Regions from separate parts of the Mus musculus genome. Here all the other regions are linked to region 2. A link is a loop called in an ENCODE intact Hi-C map of the cell type or tissue named here. Cell type or tissue: heart. All regions are shown on one strand.

The links. Hi-C counts contacts between places; a loop is a spot of excess contacts. Peaks named below come from ENCODE experiments on the same cell type or tissue, not always from the same donor. Only the 100,000 strongest peaks of a DNase experiment are listed, where the experiment ranks them.
Region 1: it touches region 2 in a loop (5-fold over the local background); 26 of 42 quality-filtered maps call a loop at or near these places.
Region 3: it touches region 2 in a loop (6-fold over the local background); 33 of 42 quality-filtered maps call a loop at or near these places.

What each region holds. Positions count from the first base shown.
Region 1 is chr7:110,722,800-110,730,799 of GRCm38, forward strand. No RefSeq gene overlaps it. Among named protein-coding and RNA genes, the nearest start is that of Gm39068, 13 kb to the right of the region's middle. In heart, CTCF peaks have their summits at 4,464 (motif pointing right) and 6,199 (motif pointing right); no DNase peak of the experiment used is centred here.
Region 2 is chr7:111,010,817-111,018,816 of GRCm38, forward strand. No RefSeq gene overlaps it. Among named protein-coding and RNA genes, the nearest start is that of Ctr9, 14 kb to the right of the region's middle. In heart, a CTCF peak has its summit at 4,322 (motif pointing left); a DNase peak (open chromatin) is centred at 4,305; H3K27ac peaks cover 380 bases.
Region 3 is chr7:110,811,348-110,819,347 of GRCm38, forward strand. Ampd3 (adenosine monophosphate deaminase 3) reads left to right here. Exons shown (of 15, transcript NM_001276301.1): 15 at 1-1,062. It overlaps Rnf141 (ring finger protein 141), which reads right to left. Exons shown (of 6, transcript NM_025999.3): 6 at 5,188-5,503. The coding sequence ends at 5,353. Among named protein-coding and RNA genes, the nearest start is that of Rnf141, 29 kb to the right of the region's middle. In heart, a CTCF peak has its summit at 4,922 (motif pointing right); DNase peaks (open chromatin) are centred at 354, 4,904 and 7,004; H3K27ac peaks cover 1,331 bases.

The DNA of each region.
Region 1 (8,000 bases), 290 kb before region 2:
AAGGCAGTCTCCCTACTCCTGAGTTCCAGTGTGACTCTGGAAGTAGAGGTGGGAGACAGTGACAAGCATGTGGCACTGAGAACAGGGGAGGGCCAGCAGGTCTCACAAGGGTTAGTGGAAAGGCCTCTGGGGGGGGGGCATCCAGAGAAGAGGAGAGGAGGGATCAAAGGAGACCTGGGAGAGATCATGGACAGGGGTTGGACTCATATCGACAGAGACTACTTGGTATCCAGATCTCTGCTCTGGACCATATCTGGTTCTGGGTGATGGGGACATTGATGGGTTCAGAGACGATGGGTTCATGCATGTTCCAGTATCGGTCTTCACTCAACCTCCCTTGGGGGTGTGCATGTGTGCATACGCCATGCTGTAACATGTGGAGGTCAAAGGACAACTTGTGGCGTTGGTTCTCTCCTTCGTCCTTTCCACGGGTCCTGGGAATCAAAACACAGGCTGCCAAGTTTGTGCAACAAGCACCTTGACTTGCTGAGTCATCCCACCAGCCCAACTCCTTGGTTTTTAAGACAGATCTCCCATTAGCTCGGATCTCACATAGGCTGGGCTAACTGGCCAGGGAACCTCAGGGATTCACCCATCTTCACCTCCATGGTACTAAATTACACATGCATGCATCATAGCTGGCTTTCTTTTCTGTTTTATTGATTCTTTGTGAATGTCACATCATTCACCCAATTTTAGTTATCTCCCTGTCCCTCCATATCTGCCCTTTGCCCTTGTAACCACCTCCTCCAAAAGAAAAAAAAATCCCACTAGTGCAGTGTGTCACCGTATATCACATAGTACATCCTTTTGCCCACTTGCTTCACTTGCAAATGTTCATTGCAATGAGTCATTGGTCTGGTTTGAGGTCTCTGGCTTCTGCTGCACCATCAATACTGGATCCTCACTAGATTCCTCCCGGATATCCTGTTGTCGCCCTATGTCATTGAGACCCTGTTGCTTTGGTTTCAAAGGACCAGTCTCTTCATGCTCTTCAGCAGCCTAGACATGGGGTAAATGTTGGGGTGGGCCAACTCTAAGCCCTGGATCTGGGCATGGGTAGTAGCCCACCAGCTCTTCTGAGCCCACACCACCAGGACGAGCTCTCCTGCTTTGCCCAGGTGAGGGGCAAGGCCAGCTATCCTGCCTGCAGCAGTGTGGCTGGCTTTTTAATAAGGGGTGCTGGGGACAGAACTCAGGTCATCCTGCTTGTGTGGCAAAAGCTTTAGCTATTGAGATATTTCCCCAGCTATCAACGTTGGTCTCTCAAAGAGAACTGCAAGATTTGAGCATTGGACTTGCATCTAGAAGATGAAGCATAGAGTTGCCAGTAGCCATTTTCCTTAGATGTGAAATTGAGAAGGATGGAAAGGGAAGAGAGCCATCTCTATGGCCTTGGATGTAGGCTTGCCAGAAGCTAACTATCACAGGACCTACCTTTTTTCCCTTTATCATCTTATTTTTTTTAGTTCTTTTTTTAAATTGGGTATTTATTTCATTTACATTTCCAGTGCTATCCCAAAAGTCCCCCACATGCTCCCCCACACACTCCCCCACCCTCCCACTCCCACTTCTTGGCCCTGGCATTCCCCTGTACTGAGGCATATAAAGTTTGCATGACCAATGGGCCTCTCTTTCCACTGATGGCCTAGTCGATGACACGAGCTCGGGGGGAGGGGAGGATTGGTTAGTTCATATTGTTGTTCCACCTATAGGATTGCAGATCCCTTCAGCTCCTTGGGTACTTTCTCTAGCTCCTCCATTGGGGGCCCTGTGTTCCATCCAATAGCTGACTGTGAGCATCCACTTCTGTGTTTGCCAGGCCTTGGCATAGTCTCACAAGAGACAGCCATATCTGGGTCCTTTCAGCAAAATCTTGCTAGTATATGCAATGGTGTCAGTGTTTGGAAGCTGATTATGGGATGGATCCCCGGATATGGCAGTCTCTAGATGGTTCATCCTTTCGTCTCAGCTCCAAACTTTGTCTCTGTAACTCCTTCCATGGGTGTTTTGTTCCCAATTCTAAGAAGGGGCAAAGTGTCCATCCTTTGGTCTTTGTTCTTTTTTAGTTTCATGCGTTTAGCAAATTGTATCTTATATCTTGGGTATTCTAAGTTTCTGGGCTAATATCCACTTATCAGTGAGTACATACTGTGCGAGTTCTTTTGTGATTGGGTTACCTCACTCAGGATAATGCCCTCCAGGTCCAACCATTTGCCTAGGAATTTCATAAATTCATTCTTTTTAATAGCTGAGTAGTACTCCATTGTGTAAATGTACCTTTATTTTCTGTATCCATTCCTCTGTTGAGGGGCATCTGGGTTCTTTCCAGCTTCTGGCTATTATAAATAAGGCTGCTATGAACATAGTGGAGCATGTGTCCTTCTTATCAGTTGAAACATCTTCTGGATATATGCCCAGGAGAGGTATTGCGGGATCCTCCGGTAGTACTATGTCCAATTTTCTGAGGAACTGCCAGACTGATTTCCAGAGTTGTTGTACAAGCTTGCAATCCCACCAACAATGGAGGAGTGTTCCTCTTTCTCCACATCCACGCCAGCATCTGCTGTCACCTGAATTTTTGATCTTAGCCATTCTGACTGGTGTGAGGTGGAATCTCAGGGTTGTTTTGATTTGCATTTCCCTGATGATTAAGGATGCCAGTTTGGCATTTGTTGACTTTTTATAACCAGAAATTTAATATGGGATAGAGAACCCAGGATAATATTCATGTCCTGAAAGACCAAAGCAACAAGGCTATGACCCCTTCAGATCTCCTTGGATGGAGGGGTCCCTGGGATCACTTGTAGGTGCCCACTGTGCAATTGAACAGGACTCATGGATCCTGACACTAACATCCTGGTGACCCACGACAAGTGCTCCACAACTCCAGGGTGTGACCAGAGCCAGTTCCTCTGGACACTGGTGCCCTTGTCTTGTCTTAATACAGGGATCTCTGGCTAGGAAGAGGTTGGCTAACTGTTGCCAACCACATGGCCCAAAATAAGTCTGCTCATGGTTCAGGGAAGGGGGATTAGGTAGACACCAAGACTTGGACTTGCTGAGGATGCTGCAGGAGGGCTTCTTCTGGAGTCCCACTCAGAAACGAAGGTTGAGCGGGAAACCCTGAACACCTTGTCATGCATCCTAGCATCAAGTTTCCTTCCCCCGTTCTAGCATAACCTCTGACGTCACTTCTCCAATGGACACATGGGGCTCTATCAGGGAGATTGAGACAGGGAGTCTGGGGCTTCTGGCCTGCCGAGGCTCCCAAGAGTGTCAGAGCAAAGATGAGAGGTTCTGGAGTACCAGAACATTCCATAGAGATTCTACAGCTTGCTCAGTTTTTTTTTTTTCAGAGTGGAATCTACTGTCTTCATTTCAGATGCAATTCCGGTGTCCCCCAGTTTTCCCGTGTGCACTCACGACCATCAACTTTGACTTGTTCTGATTTCCATACAGGTTAATTTTCTCTTAACAATACTCAGCATCCTAATCTGTTTTCTATTGATGTGATCAACCCCAGAAGGGTTTATTTGACTCACAATCTGATCACAGCTTATCATTGAGGGAGTCTGGTCAGGAACTCAAGTAGGAGGAGAGGCAGGGACCATCCAGGAAAGCGGCCTACCAGCTTGCTTCCCATGATGCACTCATCTTGCTTCTTACACAGTCCAGGGTCACCTTCCCAGCGTCTCCTTACTCATAGTGGGCTGGATCCTTCCACAGCAATGATTAACTACATCAGTGTCCTATAGACTTGCCTATAGTCCAATTTGATGGAGGATTTTTCTCGGTTGAGGCTTCCTCTTATCAGGTGACCTTAGTGTGTGTCAAGGTGACAAAAAACTACCCAGCATACATAAATACCTTGAAACGAATGCTTGATCTATGACCTGAAGAAAAGATGGTATTTTTGTTGTTGTTGTTGTTGTTCTCTTTCTGTGACCACTTGTTCTGTGTTGTGGCTAGTGAAGAAAAGGTGGGGTCTCTGCCTAGACAAAGAGGGTGTGGCAAGTGTTTATGGTCCAGCATAGCTCTTTCCTTTTTATGTTTCAAGAGGACCCCAAATTCCTTGAGTGCCTGAGACCTAGAGTCTGCCTCTTTGCATCAAATTGCTGAAAAGATGGGTGTATTCCTCCCAGGTTCTCTCTCCTTTCTCTCCTAATGTCTCTCAGGTTTTGGAAGTGGTTTAGTGATCAAGGGTGGTCTCACTGGCTAACACAGGTGGAACTTGGCTCGTGATGTAGTAATGAAGATGAAGGGAGAGAGACAGATGGAAGCCCTGGAGTGGAGCCACAGGCTCGACCTCCCCAGGGACTGCAGGATAGCTATGTTGGGAGGATGCCTATGAAGGCATTCATCCCAGCCAGAGCCCATGGTAAACACAATGCTGAGTAACAAGGATGATAGACACAATGCCTGTATCTCATTTTCCTCTTGAGAGGCATATACAATAATGACCACTAGGGGGCAGGAGGGCCCTCTTTAGTAAGACAGCTTGCTAGTCAGAGCTGAAATTTCTCTCCTGGTCTCAGGGCCTGTGAACCCTCACTGCTTCCAGTTCATAGCTCACAGAGAGTAAGAGAATATAGGTATGGCACTTGGGGCCAGCTGAAGGGAATCTGGAGGTACCTGTATGGGGCGTAGTGAAAAAGATTCCATTGTGCTTATAATTAAAATACAAAGTAAAGGAAAATCTTAGGTATTGAATTTGTATAAACGTCGAAATGAAAGAATCACAATCATTTTACCACTAAACATGAGCCTGCTACAATCCAAACCTATTAGTATCTTATTACAGGCTTGAAGTGGCAATGTGAATGCTTCAAAATATCCTGGAGCATCGCTGACACGGAATTTTCTTTGAACAAATTGGTGAAACAAAACTTACAAGCAGGGGCTAGAGAGGTGGCTCAGTGGTTAGGAGCTCATCCTGTTCTTGAAGAGGACCTGAATTTGGTTCTTAGTACCTCTGTCAGGTGACTCACATCTGTAATTCTAGCTCTCGGGGGACCCTGAGCCTTTGGCCTCCGTGGACACCCTCACACAAATACACATAATTAAAAAAATTTTTTTTAATTTATAAGTAACTTTTTTTTTGGTTTTTTTGAGACAGGGTTTCTCTGTGTAGCCCTGGCTGTCCTGGAACTCACTCTGTAGTCCAGGCTGGCCTCGAACTCAGAAATCTGCCTGCCCCTGCCTCCCAAGTGCTGAGATTAAAGGCGTGCGTCACCATTGCCCGGCCAAGTAACATTTTTTTTGGCAAGGTATTGCTGCATATCTATGATTTGCCTGGAGCTCAATATTTAGACCAGGCTGGCCTTGAACTCACAGAGATCTGCCTGCCTTTACCTCCCCAGTGCTACAAATACATTTATAACCACTCAAAAGTCTATAGTGGTTGAAGTTGTATTTGAAGGTTATTAGAGCTTTCTCTTCTCATTTTTTTTCATCACACACACTTGACATTTCTTGTGAGAGGCATTGCATATTTGCCCACCAAATCTTTCCTGTTCAAATTCATACCATGGTGGTTATCTGTTGACTTATGGAACACATATTTGATTGTGGAATATCTGCCTTAAGACCCTCCCCTGAGGCGAGGGAAGACCACACAGCCGGCACCTAGAGAAAGAAACTCTTATCCTGCTGCTCATGAGGAGTTCTGACTTGTGCCTTCAGACCTGACATGACTCTGCCTTTCCCTCACAAACAAAAGCAGACGTGTCCTGTCTGGTATTGATACAACATGGGTGAATCTCAGAAAACATTATCCTGACTGAAGGAAGCCAGACACAAAAAGTGCAGGCTGTGTGATTCAATTTACTTGAAGTTTTAGGAAAGGAATAACAAATTTGTACTGATAGAAAGCAGATGAATATTTGTCTGGGTCAGAAGCAGGGGGGCGGGGGGAGAAGAGGTGACTACAGAGAGGCTCATGGGACACGGAGAGGACACAACAACCTTCTTCCTGAAGGCTGATTTCAATTCATGGAATTTCCATGGGTCACAAAATTATTTTCCCCCTTTCTTCCTTCCCTCTTTTTCCTCCTGAGAGGATCCCATGTGCTCAGCATGGCCTCAAACTTGTGCAATTGAGGATGATCTTGAATTCTTTAATTTTTTAAAAAAAATTTACGTCTATGGATGTTTTGCCTGCATGTGTCTGTCTGTACCATAAACATATCAAGGTGGCCAGAAGAGGGCATCAGATCCCCTGCTGCTGCAGTTCCAGACCATTAGTAAGTCACCATATTGGTGTTAGAAGTCCAGTCTGGCGCCTCTGGAAGAGCAGCAAGTGCTCTTAACCACTGAGCCAACTCTCCAGCCCTGACCTTGAACTCTTGGCCCTCCTGCCTCCACCGCCCACATGCTGGATTGGTTCCAGGAGTGCACCACCACCCTGGGTTTAAATGATTCATGCAGTTCTGGGGCTCAAACCCCAGTATCCTGTAAGCAGTCTGTCAACTGAGCTACATCCCCAGCCCCTAACTCTTCTTTTTCTTTTGATCTCCCTTCCAACTGTTAAAAAAAAAAAACTATAAAAACTATTTTTTTAGCCCATTGACAGGCATGGTTTGGTTGGCAGTGGTAGCTTGCCAACTCCTGTCTTACAAAGGTATATTCAGTATAGGAACTCTGAGGGTGGCGGGCTCTGGAGAGGGAGTGGATCTCGAATGCCTGGCTCTCAGTATTGTAAAAAGCCACAGCCTTTACGTTTTGTTGCAGGCTCTCAGCTCCTATGCGCTTTGAATGAACCCCAGCCGTCCTTTCAGCATTTGAAGAAGCTGAGTACTGTTCTTAGCACAGTTGGACGGTTACACTTCCAGTCTTCTGAATTTGACTTTCAAATTAGCTTTCAGAAACCATTAGGGTCCAGGCACAACTAAAACAGTAAGAGAGGGCCAGAGATAGACATAAAATCGTGTCAGGAACTGTGTTAGTCAGGCTTGCTTTCCTGGGACAGGCTAACTCTGTAAAGGAAAGATAGGCAGTTTAGCTCACATTCTGGGGTGGAAGTCCAAGACTGGGGGGCCCATTGGATGGCATCAACTGGAGGAGCATGTGGAAGGAAGGGATTGGATCTTAAATTAAGAAGTGGGTCTTTTTTGCTCTGTTTGATAGTGTCTCACGAGGTAGCCCAGGATGGCCTGGAACTCACTGTGTAGTTAGAGCTGGCCTCAGACCTGCAGCAATCCTCCGGCTTTTGCTTCTTGAGTGCTAGGAATCCAGGTGTGAACCACCATGCGGGCCTCAGGCTCATTCGCGTAACTCTCTCGAGACCCCAGGGGCCCCATAAGACCTACCTTAATCTCTTATAAGGGCAGCTTCCCCAGAGACCTAAGAGTCTCCTGCTAGGTCCCGCCTCATAAAGGACTGACCTCTCAGCTGACCTCTCAGCTACCCTAGCATATTTTGGACCACATGCAAGCACAGCAGGCTACAGGCACCAAGGGTCTCAGTTAACTAAGCTCTGATTTTATTGTCTCTCTTGTTTGTTTGAGACAGTTTCCCTGTGTTTCCCAGGCGTGTACTGCTATCCTAGAGTCAAATGATCTTGCTGCCTCAGCATCCTAAGGACTAAGTCTATAGACATAGGCCAAAATCTGTGGTGTTTTTATTTTGTTGTCGAGACAGGGTTGTTGCTTTGTTTTCCAAGCTAGCCTGAAACCATCAATCCTCTGCCTCTGCGTCTCCAGCGCTGGGGTTCACGGGTGTGCACTACCACTCTAGCCATCAAATTTGCTTACGGATGAGGTCTATACAAAGACATCTGTTAGGTAACTATCTAAGACTTAGAGTAGGAGCTCTTCGGGCACCGCCTCACTTCCCCTAGGATCAAGGGTACAGGCTAGGGAAGTAGCTTGCTTTGTGGGATGCTCGGGTGGGTCTCTGAGTTTCTACACATCAGTTACAGTTCTCACTTATAAATATCCACAGACATCTCTGTCTTGGACTTGCTGTCCCTGAGTTTTGGGATTCATCTTGTCTTGTTC
Region 2 (8,000 bases):
GGATCAAAACCTATCCATACGTGTGAGTAAACTTAAATATGTCCCCAGTCACCTAATGACTAAGCCATAGGTGACATCTTGATTCTTTGTTGGAAACTCTGTAACAGGACCAGGTGAGGAGAGCTGGAGTCTTGAGCTATGAACATGACAGCTTTGAGCATCTCTGCCACAATGCAATAGATTCTGATGGTGTTTTCTTTCGCAGTATACTCAACTCTACTTCTGGGCCATAGCTGTCCCTGTGAGGGAAGAGGAGAAAGAAGCGTGATTTTCTTATGTAGTTCCTTGACATCTGACCTTCTGCCCAAGAGAATATGGACCTGAGTCAGATCTCCTGGTCTGCCTAGAAAGTAATGTAACCAGCTGAGCACTCATCCTTAAGATGTGGAAAACACACCTACACAGGCACATAGTCACATACACACACACACAAGTACAGAGACACACAGGTACACAGACACACACACATACAAGGTACACAGGCATGCGTGTGCACATGCATGCACATACACACACACACACACATACATCACTTAGCAGATGCTATCTTCCTTGCTCTGTAACAGGAGCGGTGGTGGGAAGCCAGCTTTCCTATGTGGGGACAAGGTAAGAGGGAAGCAAGGAAATTGTCTCATGTTCTAAGTTACAGGAGATGCCCCCATCAGGCTCATGGGAGATCAGGGTGCCAAGAAAACCAGTGTCTCCTTAAATGTGTGCCCTGTATACCCCTCCCACTCCTTTCTCTCCCACTTGCTCCAAGAGTAAACCTAATATACACTACTACCTGAATCTTGCTATCCCTGAGGGCCCTGGCCAGGCATTGTGGCCAGGCTTCCTGACACACCCAGTCTGATTCCTAGGTCAGATGTGAGAGGACTCTGAGGACCAACCTCTTTTCTGCCAGGCGTATTAGTTGCTGCTCTTGCTGCTGCGACAGGGATCCTGAAAAGGCAGCTTAAGGAAGGAAGGGCTTGGTCTGGCTCATGGTTTGAGAGGTTCATCATGCTGGGGAAGGCACCAGCCAGAGGATGACCCTCCTCAGTTAAACCTCTCTGGAAACACCAGACACCCCAGAGGTGTATCTCCTAGATGGCTCTAAGTCCAGTCAAGTTGACAGAAAAGATTAACATCAGGATCACTGAACTCAGAAGCCTTCAACCTTGTCTCAATGCCTCCATGGGGCCACCAGCCCTCTGCCCATGCATTGAGAAACTCTTCCTTCTTTCCCACTCACTACCAGATACAGCATGTGGCTCAGCCTGCTCCACTGCCCACCAACCTGCCCCCACCCACTGCTCCCAAGGGGAAAAAAGAAAAAGGAAGAATTGCCATGCACTGCCTCCCTGCCCCCTCCCACACTGAACATGGCATTTTTTTATGAGGAAGGACTCCAGGGTACCTGCAAACCTGCTAAGCACTGTGTGCCTTAATGCAGCGTGGGGACAGCTGCTCTTGGGGAGCCCTGAGTTAAGTTCTTTACTTGTGGATTTTGGTTGGGCTTACACCAAGACCAAAGGAGCAAGCTCTCATGTTCAGACCTGAAATTCAAAACTTGACAGTTTGCTGTTCTCTGACACCCTAGAGCAAATACCTTAGAACTTGAAGCCATAGTTGGGTCTAAGTCTACATGGCCAGTTCCTATGCTGCAGGCCCACACCCCAAAGGAGCTGTTGTCTTTTCTCTTCTCTTTTGCGTGTGCGTGTGTGTGTGTGTGTTTTCATGTGATGGGTGTTCGTGTGGGTGGGTGTTCCTGTGTTGTGTTCATGTATGTGGTGTGTGTTCGTGTAGGTGGGTGTTCATATGTGTGCTCATGTATGTGTTCCTGTGTTAGGTTCATGTATGTGTGTGCTTGTGTATGTGCGTTCATGTAGGAGGGTGTTCATGTGAGTGGGTAAGTGTTCATGTAAGTGTGGATTCATGTGAGTGTACGTGTGTGTGCACATGAATATGGAGGTCAAAGTACAGTCTCAGGTGTCATCTTGTAGGCAGAACCATCAGTTTTTTGTTTTTAAGGTTTGTTCATTTGTATTTTATGTGTATGAGTGTTTTGCCTGTATGTCTATGAATACACCTGGTGTTTGCAGTACCTAAGATGGCAAGAGGGGGGTGCTGAATCTCCTGGGGCTGAAGTTCCAGGTAGCTGAGAGCTGTAGCATGGGTGCTGGGAATCAAACCAGATCCTCTGAGGCACTGAGCCATTTCTCTAGCCTCCATCATGATTTTTAAGAATAGGTCTTTCACTGAGACCTGGGGCTGGCCTGGTGGCCTAGGCCTGTCCCAGTGTCCCCAGAGTTGGATTACACAAGTGCACTACCACATTCAGCTCTTTTGTATTTAACTATGGTCCTGGGGATCAGCCTCAGGTCCTCGTGTTTTGAGCACTTTATCGGGCGAGCCCCAGCCCCAGCCCCAGCCCCAGCCCCAGCCCCAGCCCAGAACTGGCTTTCTAAGGTCCACCTTGCCTGTCCTACTCACCACAATGAGAACCTACTATAAGGCCCTCTTCCCTGCTTCCTCCACCACTCTGGTGAAAGTCAGATAAAGTCAGATACAAGAACTTTTGAGGTCTTAGTTCTTCATTACCCTTTTCTCCTCCAAAGAGCCTACCCAAAGCAGATCACATGAACAGTCTGAGTTCAATCAAGGCCGTTCCCTCCTGGAGAGGCACCCACAAGCTTTTGAGCCAAAGAACCCTAGACGGGAGGCTGAGCTCCACTCTGTGTTGAGCAGAAGGCATCCTCTCTGAGACATCTTCATAATCCATCTTCCAAGCAGGGTAAGTAATGCTCACCCTCAGAGTGGCTAGAGAGATTGGAGGGAGGAGCAGGGTGACAGCAAAGATTTTCCGCCCTCCAAATCCAAAGGCACTGGCCTGACTCTCATCTCGGCCTCTACAAAATATTAAGATCCACTTAGAGAGCCAGTCTTCCCCAGGGTTTGAATTGTGTCACTCTCTTTAGAAGAGAGAGAGAGAGAGGCTGCCATCCATCCTGGTTTAAGCACAACTGTCTTCTCCTACATGAAGTTCCATGAACTGCACACAGTGCCTTGTGGTCACACTAAGGATCAAGAGACCAAAAGGAAAGGAGGGAAAGCAGAGGCTGGGCCTGTTCCCGGCCTTCATCAAGAGCTCCGACGGGAGCTGCTTCTCACTGAGAATCCTGGATATAAGAAACAGAAAAGCCCAATATGAACGAATTAAAGACACACGGCAATGTGGTATCAGAACCTAAAGTCGAGAGGTGGCATAGGCTGTCCCAAGGCTCCAAATACTGGGGTGGTGGAAAACCACTGCCAGCTCTGTCTGCAAGCCTCTTGTCTGCACATCTCCATCAGCGTTTTCTGACTTGGCCTTTTCTTGGGGGTAACAGAGCAGCAGCCGACAGCTTCCACAGCTACTTCCTCCCTCATTCACTCTTAGAACAGCTGCAGCCACCAAGGCGATGTAGAGGGGCTGAGGTTGTGTTGGTACCATTAGCTGAGAGTTGGTTTGATCCTAGACTTAAATCACACTGTTGCTCTCTCTGCACACGGACATGGAGGTGAGAAAGAGGAACTTGGAATGTATCCATAAAACCCACTGCAGAGCCCCACCCCCTGGTGTGTTAGACTGTGAGTTAGTATGTATGCATGATAGGTCGTGGGTAGCAGGTGTATGCCTTTGAGCACATGAGTGAATGTTACATGGATGATATGTGCACATAAGTACATGCACGTGGCTTGTGGATTTATGTTGTGGTTCACATTTATGCAAAGTGTGTGAATTGAGAAACCAAAATCAGTTTCCATGCAAGACCTTGCACTCTGGTCACTGCTGCTGTGGCCTCGATGGCCCCCAATGACCTGCTGCAAAATCCCCTTCCCCAGCAGCACCTGTGACAGGTTGGACATATAAAACAAACACTAAAACCTGCTGAAAGAGAGAGAGAGAGAGAGAGAGAGAGAGAGAGAGAGAGAGAGAGAGAGAAGGAAAACTAGTTTAGAGAACGAAAGAAAGTTATTTCCAACCATGTATGTCCTGGGACCAGCACTTTAACCCTTCCTAGCTCCCTGCCTGGCTGAAGCAAAAAGGGCCCCAAATCCCACTTGTAGTCACTACATCCAAGTGTGAGGCAGCCCCGTTGTCACATCCACCTCCACCCGTCTTCCCACCTTATTTTTCTTTTTCCCAGGGACCCACAGGAAGACACTGGCACTCAGTGCTGTATCAGCAGATCTCAACACTCTGTCTTGACTCTTGTAAGCACCAAGTTCAGCTGAGATCTAGAGAAGCCCATGCAATGGCCGGAAGTCCCTGCTTTGCATGGCCCTCTGCTGCCCCCTGCTGGACTATACAGCCTCTGGCTCCCCAGCAACTACCCATTCATCGACCCTAAAACAAGGCTCACCAACACTTCACCCACCCAACACTACTCACTATGCTGGATCCTGTGAAAAGTCACCTTTCTTTTTTTTTTTTTTTTATTACGTATTTTCCTCAATTACATTTCCAATGCTATCCCAAAAGTCCCCCACACCCTCCCCCACCCCCACTCCCCTACCCACCCATTCCCAATTTTTTGGCCCTGGCGTTCCCCTGTACTGGGGCATATAAAGTTTGCCTGTCCAATGGGCCTCTCTTTCCAGTGATGGCCGACTAGGCCATCTTTTGATACATATGCAGCTAGAGTCAAGAGCTCTGGGGTACTAGTGAAAAGTCACCTTCTTGTTCCAAGGATCCTGTCCTTGATTTGTTTCTAAAAAAACCAAAAAGGTAAAGATGGGGTAAGGCTACTTTACAGAGTCACAGTCGAGTTAAAGAGTGTAGCCATTCCTGAATCAAACTTACTGTATGCCTGCTGTTTGCTAGATACTATGTCAGAACCAAGGAAAGGAAAGAAACAAAAAAAGGAACAATCCTTGGTGCTTCTTGCCCTGAATCAACACAGCAGTGAGTCAGGCTGACAATTAAAAAAACAAACAGACCTGCAGTGGGGTGGGAGGGTAAGGGGGCACTGGACAGGGAGAGGCAAGGAGCCAGGAGAGATGAAGCCAGAAGCGCATTGGGGCCAGGCTGTCCTGTAAAAGCACAGGAGGCCACAGAAGGCTGCAAAGGAAGACTGGGAGATGGTGCCTGTCCCTCTTTCTGCCCGCCCCTGGTGGACCCCTCCAGGCTCTGGGAACCGGCATCCCTCAGGGTCTGTCTCCTGCTCTTTTCTGTCTACATTTCTTGCCCCATTGTCGTGATTCTAAACAAGATCTGTATGGTGGCTGGTGTCTCCGTGTAGACCTCTCTGCAGACTGCAGATGAAATAAACACTTTTCTGCCTACATGTGGGTTTCCTAGGCACCCGCCCTCTTTATTTTAACTTTTTGGTTAGTACACAGAGAGGAATCACACTGTGATGTGTTCATACACATTCCTTGTTTCTCTGCCCCACATACACTGCCCCCCCATGCACAAAGCCCCATTCGCTGGTCCCTTTCCTTCCCACATGGTCCCCATTCTGTGACACTATATTCCATGGTCATCTTCCCACCTTCCATCCTCTTCTCTCATGGTCTCATTTCTTCTTTCATGTCATACACACACACACCATATATACACACAAATTTTTTTCTCTAGATTTTGTTTGTATCAAGTGAAAATACATAGTACTTGTCTTTCTCTGGCTAATTTTGCTTAACACAATGGTCTCTAGTTCCATCTACTTTTCTGAAAATGTCATAATTTCATTCTTTACAACTAAACCTAATCCCACTGTGTATCCGTACATTTCCGTCTCCGTGAACCTGTTGATGGGCGTCAAGGGTGGCTTCACTACCTGGCTGTTGGGACTACAGCAGAGGAAGCCTGGATGTACAAGTGTCTCTGAGGTACAGTGAGCTTTTTAATAAAAACCCAGCCCAGCAAGGTCCCAGCGCCTTTCTCCTGTAACTCACCCCATCTCAGCAAATCCAATACTCTCTGAGATCTTAGAATGTCAATAAGCCCAAATGCGGTGTTAAGTCCTTCAGTGTTCCTTGAGCCACCGGCATTTTAAACACATGTGTTTAGGTGGCTAGGTGAACGGTTCAGAAAGGCTGTGCATGGCAAGGCGCTTCAGGAATTAGCCTCCGTTCCTTCCTGCTCTCACTCTGCACCCAGTCTTGACTTCCCTTCCTTTCTTTCTCCACTGCTCACACAAATGATCAACACCTTCCCGGGCCTGGTCCACACCAGGTGTGGCTCTCTCGGTCCTCCCACCACCCTCCACATGACAGTCAGAATGTCATTGCTATTCTTTGGGAATCTGCAGCTTGTCACACACACCACACCCCCACGCTTCAAATCTAGAGGTTTTACCAAATCTGGCCCACATTGCTAGAGAGATGGCTCAGCTACTAAGAGCACTTGTGGCTCTTACTGTGGATCTGAGTTTGGATGACAGCATCCACACAACAACTCACAATCATCTGTAACTCCAGTCTCAAGGAATGCAACTTTCTTCTAACCTTCCTGGACATAAGGCACATGCATGATACACAAACATACATGCAGGCAAAATACTCATGCACATAAAACAAAATAAATAGTCTAAAAATGCATTTTAATCTAGCCTTCTTTCCAAAACATCTCATCCTTTTTTCCCTGTTTCCCATGCTCATGACACGGGTCCTTCATAGTCCCTTCAAACAGGAACTGGAATTGTCTCCTGCCTTCTCTTCAGGCATGCCACTTCTTTACCCAGGACACTCCTGTCTGCTCTTTATGAAGCTGACTGTGTCTTATTCACCTAGCTAACAAGACCTCCCCTGTCTCCTCTATACCAACTGTCTTCCCATACCAAGATGGACTTTGAAGTTCCAACCAATAAACAGGTTACAGGAAGAAAGTACTAAAGCCAAAGAAAAATCAGCACTCAACCCAAATAGCAGGTGTACTGTACAGGGAAAGTGTCAAAACAGGGCTAAGGAGGGGTGGGGTGCCATCGCCAAAGCCCAGCCCAGCCCTGAGTAGCCTCCACTGTTCAGAACCTAGAGACGAGGCAGCTGCCTGCCACCTTTGAGGTTACATGAGTTCTTGTCTCACTCATTACCTCCCACAGTCACTCCAGATGAAAGAATGTTCAGATGGAGACACTAACTCATAAAGTCACTTAAAATGCAAATTATTTTATTACCAATCCAAGAAAAATAAAGGCTCTTCTGAGATGACTATAAAACCCAGGGGCCTTAAAGAGAGACACCAATAAATTTGCACAAATAGCAATATTATTTGGGTCTAAAAAGAGAAGTTCACTCAAAAGACTAACTTCCAAACCAGAGAAAAATATATCTTAGAACAAACTTGTCAAAAGAGTTCTTTCCTTAAATAAACAGAACTGATATAAATGAGTTTTTTTTTAAAGAAGCCAATAGAAAGCCATGCCAAGTATAGAAATATTTATAGAGAAATAAATGGAGAAGACCCTGAACATATGGGAAGATGTTCTCCTACGGTATAATTAAAGAAATTAACATGGTGTGTTTCCAGTTAGCAAACTGGGAAAACAAAAGACCAAAAGCCTCTGTGGTGCCAACAGGAAGTGCCTGATCTTCCTGAAGGGCACAGGCAGAGTAAGGGCATGCGTACTTTTTCTCCTTCCTGGGGATCGAACCCAGGGACCTGTGCATACCACGTGGCATGCTCTGCCACTGAGCTACATCCACAAGCTGGATGCATCAAATTGCAGTTTCATTTTAGAATCTATATCAAAATTTAAAAGGTTTATGTCCATTCGTCTAGAAAACAATCTCAGTATGTTTTATTATACTTGCATATACATACATGTATAATATATATAATGTATAAAGGATAATATGTAGATATTATCCTTATGTATATAGAGGGTTCTTCTTGACAGAATTTTTATGAAAGCAAAATCCAAAGTATATATCAAAGTACACAAATTAGGGCCTGGAAGAATGGCTCAGCTGGTAAGTGCACTTGCCTGACAACTATGAGGACCATAGTTCAGATCCCAGCACTCACAGAACAA
Region 3 (8,000 bases), 200 kb before region 2:
GAAAATACAAACGCTCTCCTGTTGATGATTTGTGCATTTTAAAAAATGAGTTTCTTTCCCTCTTAGCACCCCTCCTTCCTGTCTGGTTAGGAAGCCCAATGCACCCTCTGAGGTCATCACTTCTGTTCTATGTTATTATCTAGGACTCAACGAGTCATCTCAAACCATATTCTGTGAATCCATCTCATGGTCCACTCCTGGGCTGCGGAAGGTACAAGGCGAGGTTATGGGGCTGCTCTTCACTTTTTGTTTTTAAATGAAGACCTCTGAAAAGCACAGGGCCTCTGCTCCTTCTGGCTCTGATGTCCTGTGACTGTAGTGTCACCACCTCCCCTGGGAGTCAGACCAGGGACTCCTCAGGGAGTGAAATGTGCTTCAGGACACACAGGACTCGAGCCAAGCTCCTGATCCAGTCACACCCCACCCCCGACTCCCCTGCCTCCTCCTACTGTTTTAGGCTTCACATATTTTAAATGTTTGAAAAAGAGTCACTAACAAAGTGGATTTTATTTTAAAGCAGATTTCTTCAGAAGCTATCATGGTCCCAGGGACTAGGTAGAATTTTTAAGTCTAACGTGAACTTTAGCTTTATCAGACATTTTTGTTACTAGTGCCTAGAACATAGTAGGTGCTCAATAAATACACATGGAGTAATTGAATGACTTTCTCTTTTGGCATCTGTATGTGCAGAATACTCAACAATGTTCAAAGACCTTCTTAACTATTCAGAAGGCAGGAAGTCCTACACCATAGTTAGATGAACCTAACTGTACCTGGAAGTTGCCCATTTAACTAATTATTCTGTCCTGTGACTGTCATCCTTCCAGTTGTTGTGTAGCGTATGGAACCATGTCATCCTTTTACTAGGCAAATACACATACTATCTCACATAGATGATTATGAAACTGAATGAAAACCTGTCATGCGGGATTATTTTTGAAAAGCCTCCATTTGTATACATTTGCCCAAACATAGCAACTATTGTACAGTTTTTCATTGTATCAAATACTTTTTTAAAGACTACAAATAAAGTCTATTAGGACTGTGACCCAATAGAACAAATGTTTCTTTATTTCTGAGATGGGGTGCATGGAAAGCTGTGAGCAGTGGAGAGCACTGACGAGGAAACCCACAATTTGCAAGCTACGGCTCAGGTGACCTCGTGGTCATCTAGCACCTCAGCCTAGCTTCTGCCAGTCCCACAGAGCATCAGCAAAGCCACATCTAGAGTGCTTTGCCTCGGATGATGTCTTAATCTGTTCACCAGGGTGCTTCTCAGACTGTTTCTCTATCACTTTGTTTAATGAAATCCTAGTGCTCACTGATCCTCGTGTGTGTGTGTTTGTGTGTGTGTGTATGTGTGTGTGTAAATCCCTCCTTTTGCCTGTTTTACAGTCGGAAGCCAAGGCAACTGTATATGGGCTCAGGTTTCCAGACAGTACTCTCTGGACAATTCCTAAGGGTGGATGTTTGCCTTATATCTTACTTAGCCTGTACTGCTGAAAGTCGGCACCATCTCTCCGCCTCGTGAATCCACACTTTAGTCTTGAATGAAAGCAGGTCTAAGGGTGTGCTTGGCTGGCTCTCTCAGTAGCTGCTGCCTGCTGAAGGGTGGGCTCACAACACAATTTCTCTGGTTCTTAAACACAGAGGGTGATGGCTTATGCACCTAAATGTTGTGTCTGCACCATGATTTGTCAGAATAACCGTCTCACCAGGAAAGGGGGCTCACACCACAGACCCACAGCCTCCGGCTCCTGAGCGATCATCTTTAAGGCGCATTCTGTAAAACAGAAGCTGATGAAGAGCTGAGACTACAGAGTGGGGATTTAGCAAAGTGTATCCGAAGGACTCTTATGCTTTGATAGTAATGCGGGTTTCTCCACAGTATGGTTGACGGGCACCAGCAAACCTGACTCGAAGCTGCCACCTCCCTCTGCTTCCTCTCTTCTGTTTCTCCAATGACATTCTTTTACACGGAAAGCACAGAACTGGCAGAGCTCAGTGTGGACCCTTTATTCTGTCTAACGGGTACTAGGAAAGAAAAGCTAACCAAAGTCACAGTAGCTGCTCACACTGCTGTTACGTTGCTTCTCATAAATGCAGGTGATGAGCCGACAGACAAAGTAGGCTTCAGTCGAGAACCCTCTCCCCAAAGCAAGGAAACTCCCAACACCTACGGATGCAAGTTATTCAGACTATCTTTTAATGAATCCAACTTCCCAGTGTTAAAAAATCAGGGAACCAAAAAAAGGTTTCCAAGCAGCCTTATTACCCAGTTGTATATTAATACAAGAAAATCACCTCAAAACAGCACACAAACAACACAACCCCCAGAGCACAATACAAAACAGTCCTCTAATAAATATAAATATTTAGTATATAAGAATGTGAAATTACATAAGCAAACGTTTTTAGTTAGCTAATGTTCACTTGCAAAGTTTACTTATTGCACATTGTATCAGTTTTTCCTAAGAATAAAACAGGCTTTGCTGTTGTCAGCCTTTACATCAATACATAGTCAAACTCTTTCTGAAACCCAACGTTTCCAGCATTTGAGCCAACCTGCTGTTACTGAGTGAGCACAGCACTAACATACAATTTACAACAATTCCCTAAAGCAGGAGGCAATTTGCACATCACTGAAGGCACACAATTTCCTACCATGGTAAATGTATTTATGTAGTTCTTATTTTATAAAGGCAAAGCTGTACAGAATAGAAAAAGTATACATTTTACTCATGAGACAAATTTATGATTAGATCCTATGGTGAACCCTACCTACTATTGACATCTGGAGTCACCACCCAGTTCAATGGAATGCATAGAGAACTCTGCTTACTACTTGATAAGGCAGTTGGAGACACTGACGCTTCACAGTAGACCAGTTAGTATCCCAGAGATCACACTTTAAATAAAGGGCAGTGGGCAAGATCAAGTCACTGGACTCACTTTCTATTCTTTCAAAAATGAAGGATTCTGGGGAATAGAGGTATTGGCTATTGCTGGAAATATCCCCAACCCCTAAAGCTATGTTATTAATTTCTGAAACACTTTAAGATTAGACAATTTGAATTAAACCCAGCAAGTCAAAATCCAAAAGGACAATTTTAGGGCTAGAAAGCATCTCAGAAGATCACTCATTCCAAGGCTTAGAGAATGTGTTCTATGGAGCACTTGAAAGTTGACAGAATATGACAGAATATGAATTTTAAAATGTTTTAAAGTTGTTTTGCTAGTGTGTCTCTCTGTGTGTAACATGCATGTGGGTGCCCTAGGTGGTCAGATGAGGGTGTTGGAGCCCTTGGAGAGATACAGGTGGTTGTAAACCACTAATGTGGGTGCTGGGGATTAAACTCTGGTCCTCTGCAAGAACAGTAAGTGCTCTTAACCACTGAGTTAGCTCTCTAGCCTAGCCATCCCAATTGTTTTTGAAACAGCATTTCAATGTAGCCCAGGCTATCCTTGAACTCACTCTGTGATGGAGGATGACCTGGGCCTTCTGGTCTTCCTGCTTCCTCCTCTCAAGTGCTGGGGTAGGAGGGGTGCACCAGCATCACTGTTTTTACGCAGTGCTGGGATGGAACCCAGGCTTTATATATATTAGGTAAGCACTCTACCAACTGAGTTACACCTCTAGCCCTGAATTGTTATTATTTTTACAAAACAGAGGTTTTTTCATTTACAAATTCTAATGTAACTGTATCACCAATACATTTTCACATTTTCATATACTGACTTAAACTCGATCACACTAAGGTTTGTGTAAGGAAACTTGTATTAATAATATGTAGCTTCTCTATAACGGGGTAGCATGTGTGTGTGTGCACTCAGTGTGAATAGGCTCTCAGAACTTACTTGAAATGCTAATGTTTGAAAACCACAAATACAATCTGAGTTTCTCAATAAGAACCTACAACAGAGTAAGACTTTCTCGGGGTTGTGAAACCATCTCAGCTAAGGTATGACAGACAACAGCACTGTGCTTGCCCGCATGCTCGGCAGACTGCTTAGCCATTTGGTGTCACTGCCCTGTCCTTACAGTGAATGGACTATTGATGTCTTCAGTATTTGGGGGCAGAATCAAGTCAGACCTTTTTTTCCCCCGAGAGGGATTTTATTTGAATATTCATTAAAATCTGAATCAAGTCAGATCTTTTTCTTTGAAAGGGATTTTATTTAAATATTCATTAAAATCTGAATCAAAAATCAATAAGCAGTAACTTCAATTGTGTACATCTATACTTAGGAAAACAGGGACAGTTGAAACTTGCCAAAAATCTGTGAGAAGACTTCTATGGAACGCTAACATTTCTTACAGGGGACTTATTTCATGCACTAGCACTTTTATAGGCTGCACTGTTAGCATTAACGTTCTTCCTCCATAAGCCACTGTGGCTGTCACTGAGGCCGCACTCCTGTCACGGTTCTCTCTCTAGATGCCTGAATAGTGCAGAGAAATGGGAAGAAAGCCAATCAAGGTCTGGAGTTTAGGGTTTTACAACTGCTTGGTGAGGAGGTTTACCTGATCGTCCTCTTCTTTTAATCTGAGAAATTTGAGGAAACCGAAGCCTCAGAAAGGCGTCTTTACCTAAAATAAACGCTGTCTGGCTCAGGACTGGATGCCTCTGTGGAATCTGGAAATATAAAATGTGTGTTTCTATAAAAGAAAAAAATCCTTCTGAAAACTCAAGCTTCATGGGCATTATGAAAAAATCCAACGGGCACCTATCCAGGTCCGGGGATGCCTTTCTAAAGCAGCCATGAAGATCCCTCCGGTACAGTCCATTTTCGAGACAAAGTTCCAACCAGACAGTCCTAATCCGTGTGCTGCATCATGGCAACATAAAGAATAAGTAGTTCCAGAACCCAAGGCCAAAAGTGACATAACATCAGGAAGCAATTGGGCCACAGTACTGAAGGATCCATAATGAACCACAAGGGGGCAGAGCACACACACCTCAGGTTCCAACTGAGACATTAGTTTCAGTCATTTATCTCAGATGGCTACAACTGTCAACACTCTAAAACTTAAACCTACTAAAAAGATGCCAGAACAGTCCCTCCCTCCCTGAAAAGCAGTAGTGTCAAGTATTGCTGCTATCTGTAGCAAAGGGCTCAAGAGCAACATAGAATAGGTGGACTGTGGGAAATATGGCTAAACAGTAGCAAACTGTAGCCCACCATACATGGAAGACATGGGAGTTTATTTAAGAACGGGACATACCAGAATAGCAAAAATAAGAGGGTGGGAAAACTGATATTTCTGTGTGTGCCACAATATCCCCCCCTTCTCCTCTACGACAACAGTGTATTTGTAGTTCAGAATAACAACAGAAAGTCTTCCCCAAGTCATGGCCTGTGGGGCTGGCCTGCCTCATCAGCCATGTTAAGAATATAGTTAGCCATGTCATCTTCAGTGGGTGCATCTGACACCACCCATGATTCATTTGCTCCAGTCATCTGTAGGCGACAAATGGGGCAGTTCCTGTGTCGATCACTCCTGTCAGGGAAGTCCAAGCAAAACAAGTTTTTCCTTTTTTTCTTTTTCTAAAAAATCAGGTTTTTTGAAAAGTACATGGCTTTAAAAATGCAAACAACATAGAAATGTGCAATGAAAAATTAATCTTTCTCTTCACTCCAACCTTTAATTCTCTCTTCCAGGATCAACTGGTTGCCTACGTATTTCACCAGGAATGACTGAAGTTGTCAATGTGTGGGAAACGAGCAAGTGAGTACGTTCTCGCTGACCTTGTACCCACGTCTTAGAAACCACTGTGTACCAGTGTATGTAAGCGTAGTCTTTCTTTTCTCTTCTCGGTGGCTTGCCATCCTCCTGCTCCAGCCTGCTCAGGGCTGGGACTGTGGCATGCTCCCATACACCTGCTGCAGAGTATCTAACTCATCTCTGGTAGAAAGATACCTAGTTCCTTCACCTTGTTTGCTACCACCAGCTAAAATCTTCAGTTCTTACTTCTGCACCCAAATAAGTTTTCCTCAATAAGAATTCCTTATGTGTCCTAAGGGAAGCTCCCTCTCACCAGTGGGAGAGTTAGGGTAAAATGTGCAACGTTTAAACATTTATTTTTAATTTAAGTGGAAACCACTGCACATTTAGCAGAAAGGTATTACTAATTATTATTCTGAGTAATTAAGGTCATTTTTTAAAGGTAGGGTCTCTAAGCAGCCCATAGAACTTGCTATATAGACCAGGCTGGCTTTGAACTCACAGAGCTCTGTCTGACTCTGCCTCTTCAAGTGCTGGAATTAAAGGTGTGTGCCACCACATTCAACAAGAGAAAAGAATTTTGACACGTTATTAAAATCAAAAGTCTGATAAAATGTCCTTTGGTTCAAAACCAAGAAGATTTAAGGAAACTGTATAGGGATGGAACATCTGAGTTTAAGACTGGAAGTGACACAAATGCAGAGTAACTTCTGACACAGACACACACATGATTTCTTAAGAGATTTTGCAAGGGGATTTCTCTCATCAATACTATTTCGGAAGCTTAAACACCACGTTTGAGCTAGAAACACACTACAAAAGGAAAAGGCAATGCTGTTTTCTCGTCGCTCACTGAAATCTAGGGCTAAACAACCAGCGTATCAACTGTGCTTTGGCTTTTGTACAAAAACAAGAAACTTATTCCAAAAACTAGATGTGAAATTTAGAGTTGGCAGACATTATTTGGTTGATTTGGGGTTCCCCAGGGATGGTTTCCAAGATGGGCTTTTCTGTACATAAAACATCACAATTTGAAAGCAGTCAAATTCTGCTTCTGACCAACAGGAACCAGGTTTATCTTCCCACTAAAAACAACTAACACAGGACACAATGTCCAGAAGAGTGGTGTTAGGTGGGGCTGATATAAAGCACTGGACATCAGACATGGTGTGACTCCCAGGGGTGAGAAGCAAAGTGAGCCCGTGGGTGCAAGTCAGCTGTGAGTTTCCAGGACTCGGAAAAAGAAGTAGGGGACCTCGGAGGCCTGGCTGGCTGTTGAAGAAACTGCTGAGGCCAAGGTGGCTAGAGTTCAGAGGGCAGAACTCTGCACAGCACAGAGCAACAGAGAGAAGCGCCAAGAGACAGCAGGCCCTTCACTGAGCACTAGAGCCAGCCAGTGTGGGCAGATGCCAGGAGGCTGAAGCTCCGAGAGATGCATACAAAGGCCACAGAGGGCATCAGTGTGCTTCCAACTCTAGAGGCACGAAGTACAGCACCTTGAAGGAGTTTGTCTCATCAGTGGGAAATGAGTAACAGGAAACTAAACTTTGCTCTGGGTCTCCTAACAAACTGTAAAAGGACCCCCAAACAGTCCTTCTAAGTAAGAAAACCGTATTTTAAAACAAAGCTTGATTATTTACAGTATTAAAAAAATATTTACTACCTAGATAGGTAAAATTCCTATCTGGAAGGCAGATGAGCAGCAGAAAAACGCTGTAAGACAAGATGAAGAGGAAAGCAATAAGAGCAATGCAGAACTGACAAGACAGTAGAACTAGCAGACAAATGAAGTAAGCGCAGTCACTGTACTATCCACCGAACACAGGAACGGAGGCTAACACATGAGGTAAACACACCAAGACACTGGAGAGTGCAACCACAGAGCAACGGCTGAGACAGAGGACAAGTTCAGGGTCAATGCGTGGTAATAGAAGCCAAAGGAAAAAAGCAGACAGACAAGATTGGAGAAAACAATGGCTGAAATTTTTCCAATATCAACAGTACCATCGCCCTACTATATCAACAAACTCCAAGCACAAGAAACCTGGGTGGACTGTGACAAGGCATCTGTTACTCACACTGCCTAAAAGCAGCAGAAAGATAAAGACCTTACAACAACCCCGAGAGACAAGATAGCACACTGCCCCAGAGGAGAAGGATACGGAGACAGCGGCTCCTACAAAACAAGACGAAGTGGGGCTCAACACTGAAGCCTGGAGGGAAAAGCTTTTGGCCTAGAATTTTGTAATAGAAAAAGTATTTTTGGAAAATA